Linked DNA regions of Mus musculus: region 2 is linked to region 1. Evidence: chromatin loops called from intact Hi-C (ENCODE). Cell type or tissue: left cerebral cortex. All regions are shown on one strand.

Region 1 (2,500 bases):
CCCGCCCGCTCCCCCGAGGCCCGGCTTCCGCGGCCCAGCTTCCCGGGGCTCTGGCCTCCCTCGGGTCCCCACCGCCACCCCGAGGCCCGAGCCCGCGCCCCTGCCCCCACACTTACCCCCAGAAGCCGCAGGGACAGCGAGGCGGCAGGCTGGGCGCTTTGCTGCGCTCGCTCCCGGCGTCTCCCATGGTGCTCGGCGGCGGCGGCGGCGGAGCTCGGAGGCGACGGCGGCTGGGCCTGAGCCCCCCTCGGAGGAAGCGGAGGCGGCGGCGGCAGCGGCGGGGGGCGCGGGGCGGGGGGAGGGGGAGGGAGCGGGCGCGCAGGCGGGCGCGAGTCCGGAGCTCCGAGCCGGGATTCCAGGCGGGTCAGCTGGAGGCGGGCCGCACCACTCGGCCTGCGGAGGGGGGGGGCGCGGCGAGGAGAGGGAGGGGAGCTGCGGAGGAGGGGCTGGGCCGTGCGAGCCGGGGAGATCTGGCGGCCTTGGCGGCTCTCTCCGCCGCCCCCCAGCCACGGCGCTGTCCCGTGCGGCGGCGCTGGCGGGTCCGGGGCTGGGTGGGGAGGAACCCGTAGCCCCCGCCGGCAGTGGAGTCGCAGCGGCCGGCTGTGACGCCCCGGGCCCCCGCTCGCTCCGTAATCCCCTCCCCCGCCCCGTAGACTGCGCTGACCGGACAATGGCCGCTCCGCCCCCTCCCCGAGGCGGACACCCCTCCCGAGGCGGCGCGATGGTCTCGCCCGGGGGAGCCACCGCCGCCGCCGGAGCCCGACGGATCAGCTGGGATCCGGGCGTGCCACTTTGTTCAGAGCCTCGGAGGCTGGGCGGTGCGTGCTCCTCCCGAGTTCCTCGTGCGAGCCGCCTCTCAGCCCTCCATCTTCCCAGGACTTTTACGAGAGCTAGCCTGCGCTCCTGGCTGAGGAAGGAGAGCGGGTTTCAGAGTCCTGTGGGGGAGCTTTGCCTCCACCCCCCAGCTGAGACAAATGGTACGCCCCAAGCGGGCCGGGGGCCCAATTAGTTGTTTGGGGTGACTTGGGTCGGTCCCAGAGCGGCGGCGCATGCGCCTGGAGACCTGGTAGTCTGTCCAGAGCTGGGTGGAGCGTTTCCAAACCCGGAAGTTGCCTAGGTGTCCTGCGTTCACCGCTGGCCGTCTGGGTCTTCAAGGCCACTGTTCTCGCGCCCCTGATGAGTGCCGCGAAGCGTTCCTCCCCAAACTGCCAGCCGCCGGAGAATCTCGCTTCCCATTTCCCCTACTCCCAACCCACTCAGACAGTTCCCCCGGAAAAGTGGCCTCCGTCCTGCCATAAATGAATTTCAGGAACATCTCTAGATAGCAAGTCGTGGGGCAGAAGGAACTTGCCCAAGTGTTTCACCCCTCTGATGTCCTCAGTTGGAGTACCCCAGGTCCACTCCCACTATCTTGATTTGGAAAACCTCCCTGGGGTAAATATGGTTGGTTTGGGGGAGAAGATTTAACTTGATCCCTACTGGACATTAATAAGTGGCCAAACTTGAGCCGTTGAAAGAATTCTTTAATATTCCTTACCACAGTCCTAAATTCTTTCTGTTCTCCAGTCAGCGGTGACCAGAATAGTCCACTAGCGATCACTAATTTGAACACAAAAGAAACGTCCACCAGAACTCTTGGAGAAGTGACCTGACCTTAAGGGGTTTGGAGCCAACTTAAAAGTCCAGAACTTACGGGAAGGCTACCATGTACCCTCTCAACTCCAAGGGAACCCAGCCCCAGAGAATATTACTTAGACTAACTTTATTACCAAATAGTACTTTTCCTTTCCTTTATATCAGTTTGGGCATTCTCTGAGTTTGTTTCCGCTGACATCCATTCTCATGGCCTCTAAATACCTAAAAACCAGGAATTACACTGAGTTTAGAATCCTTGCAACAGTACAACTGAGGGAAGACAATGATCACAAAACTTTAACGCCACAGTGTTTAATTCTGATTTTGTGAACATTCACGCGCCTTCAATAGAACAACTGTCAAAAGTGCATAGGAGCTGGGTGGGCATAATGGTACGTGCCTTTAGTCACAGCCATCCTGAGGCAGAGGCTGGCAGGTTTTTGTGAATTTGAGGACAACGTGCTCTACATCATGAGCTCCAAAATAGCCAGGACTCCATAGACATACCAAGACTGGGGGGGGGGGGAGGAATGAATAAACATATACAGCATTCCTCATTCTCATGCTACCCTCAAATCTTCTCTCCAACTCATGGAATTGCCACATAAAAAGAGGCAGCCTTTAAATCTAACAGGAAGATGAAGTCCCCTGCCCCACTCGCATCTCTCTGTATTGGCTTCTTGATGATTGTCTTTTCTGTAGAAGAGAAAACCCAAAGGAAAGCTGGGTGTGAGTGTACTTGTTGCCCAACAAACAAACCACTCACCTGTCTGCCTGCCACTAATTCAGCAAGCATTTCTTGAATACCCAAGATGTCTAATCCCTCTAGAGACAAGAATGGTTCATACAAAGAGGCTTCCCAGCA
Region 2 (2,500 bases), 100 kb before region 1:
TCAAGACCTGCATTTTAATGTCTGCTCATACCTATCTCTTATATTAAGCATCCATGGATGGGCAGCCACAAATAGCATGATTTTACATGTTTCTAAACTATGACACATTACATACCCATCATTCAGATACGTTTCAGCCATGTTTCTGAAATGGAGTTCATTTATTCCCAACTTTTTCATTAATAAAAGTCCTACTTCCATGAATACTCTTACACTGGTCTTATGTGTGTGAGCATTTCTGAGGTATGCAGTTAGAAACACTAGGCCAAACAAAACCAGTGTTCCCTTACCAAACCCTATCACACTGCTCATGGGAGGACTCATCAATTCTCACCCTAGCAGCAGAGCCCACTCAGTTCTGCTACTACCAGACAGTTTAACTTCTGTCAATATAACAGTGTGACATTATCAAAGTTCTGTTTCAGCTCACATTTCCGTGATTAGTAATGAGGCTAGGCACGTTTTCATAAGTGTTTAATTAATAGGTGCTTCGTTTAAAACAGAAACTATACAGCTAACTAAGCATCTAAGGTACCAAAGTAATATTAAATGGATTAGGATGGACTTCTCCACATTCCTACAGACATCAAAGTTAAGTTCATATTGTCAGTCTTGGTCTAGTCACTATATTGATAAAAAGAAGATTAAATCAAATAATGTATGGTACTTGCCAACTAAGCAATGCAATTTTAAAAATATCCAAGCTCTTCTACCGAAGTCATTCATGTTAATATATGAACAAGTCAAAGAAACAAAGAAATAACATCAGCCAGACGATAAACAACCGCCCCCGAGGCAGGCAGAGCTCCTAATACACTGTTTCAAGAAAGTGCTTAGATGCTTTCTGTAAACACTGAAACAGCAAAGGCAGGAAGGAGGCAACACTATATAGTAGAGAGCATTAAGTACTGTATTTAAGAAGGTTTGAAATAGAAACGCAGAATCCGTTTACACTAAGGCTCACTGGGCGATGAGCAGTCCACCAGAAGGTTATGTCTGAGACATTCATTAAAGGAGAAGAGCGTCAGTGAGCCAGACAGAGGAAAAGCGTGTTAATACATGGAAAATGGCAGGCCACAGAAATGTAGAGAATAACTACTACTCTCTGAAAACACCAGCGGGGTTGGATGAACGTAATGCACATAGGTCCATGCAATCCAAAGTATGTAATCCATACTTTAAGGATTATGTGTAATGTGTTTAACAGTGCCCAATACATACTGGCAAACACTATATGAGCTTGCTTGCACCTTATTTTTCTGTCTCAAGAAATACAAAGTTTAATTGAATAAAATTTTAAAATCTGCGAAAGTAGAAGTGAAATAACCATCAACCAAGGTAAGAGAAGCAGACATTCTAGGACTCTCACTCTGCCTCCATCCCTGCCACTCTAGGGTCTGGACTCTAGTACAGAGTAACTTCATCTCCCTCCCCAGTGACAGGTGACGTGGAATATGGCCCCATGGCCACTAGAGGGTGGCCAAGTCTCTTGCATCCATCACACCCCTTACTTTGTTTCAAGGGTCTTTAACTTTCAGGTTAAAGATTTTTGGATCCTAAAATTCATTATGTAAAGATTAAAAATCACTATTAAAACAAAATGAGAGATTTCTTCGGAGCAAAAAGCATATCAGAATATTAAATCTGGCTGTTTTAGTGTTTTACCAAATTCTTCCATCCAAGTCTTGAAAGATGAACTTTCGATAGGGATGGGCATGCTTGGGCTGCAAGCAGCAACACCAAGCCCTAAGCTCCACTGCCCAAATACAGTGCAGGTGGAAGTTAAGGCTGCTGGATGCGGACTACTACAGAATGTACCTCCAAGTGCTAGACACAAATGTCAAACTTTATGATCTTGTCTTCCACATTTTAAAATCTTATACTTTCACCAAAAATCGGAATGACTTATGATATACAACTATGTATTTTTTTAACTGAGAAAAATTGGTTAAATTTACTTTTGAACAAGAGTGACATGAAGGTCTATTCCACATAATCCCAAACCATTATTTACAGTACTGTGGTGCTTTGAATAGGTATGGCCCCCATAAGTGGATGTATTGAATTCTTGGCCCAATAGTAGCACTATTAGGAGGTGTGGCCTTGTTGGAGGAAGTGCGTCACTGAGGAGGCTTTGAGGTCTCCTATTCTCAAGCTGTGCCTAGTGTGGCGCACAGTCTCCTTCTGCTGCCTGTGGATTGAGACGTAGAACTCTCAGCTCCTCCTGCACCATGCCTGCCTGGATGCTGCCATGTTCCTGCCAAGAAGATAATGGACTGAACTTCTGAACCTATAAGGCAGCCCCAATTAAATGTTTTCCTGTTAGAGTTGCCTTGGTCATGGTGTCTCTTCACATCAATAAAACCCTAAAACAAGTATCTACTTACATTTTAATTACATATTTATGGACATGAAAAAGATTATTGATATAAAAATGATTGTTTTACTGACTGTGAAAAAGAAAATAATGTTCAGATTATTTTTAATTCATAAAACAAAA

The links. Peaks named below come from ENCODE experiments on the same cell type or tissue, not always from the same donor. Only the 100,000 strongest peaks of a DNase experiment are listed, where the experiment ranks them.
Region 2: it touches region 1 in a loop (2.2-fold over the local background); 3 of 42 quality-filtered maps call a loop at or near these places.

Annotation. Positions count from the first base shown.
Region 1 is chr17:30,002,925-30,005,424 of GRCm38, reverse strand. Zfand3 (zinc finger, AN1-type domain 3) reads right to left here and starts at 386. Exons shown (of 6, transcript NM_001356265.1): 1 at 117-386. The coding sequence starts at 187. In left cerebral cortex, no CTCF peak of the experiment used is centred here; DNase peaks (open chromatin) are centred at 422, 793 and 1,017; H3K4me3 peaks cover 1,732 bases; H3K27ac peaks cover 1,794 bases.
Region 2 is chr17:30,104,528-30,107,027 of GRCm38, reverse strand. The region is part of intron 2 of Zfand3 (zinc finger, AN1-type domain 3); the gene reads right to left. Among named protein-coding and RNA genes, the nearest start is that of Zfand3, 100 kb to the right of the region's middle. In left cerebral cortex, a CTCF peak has its summit at 1,477 (motif pointing right); no DNase peak of the experiment used is centred here.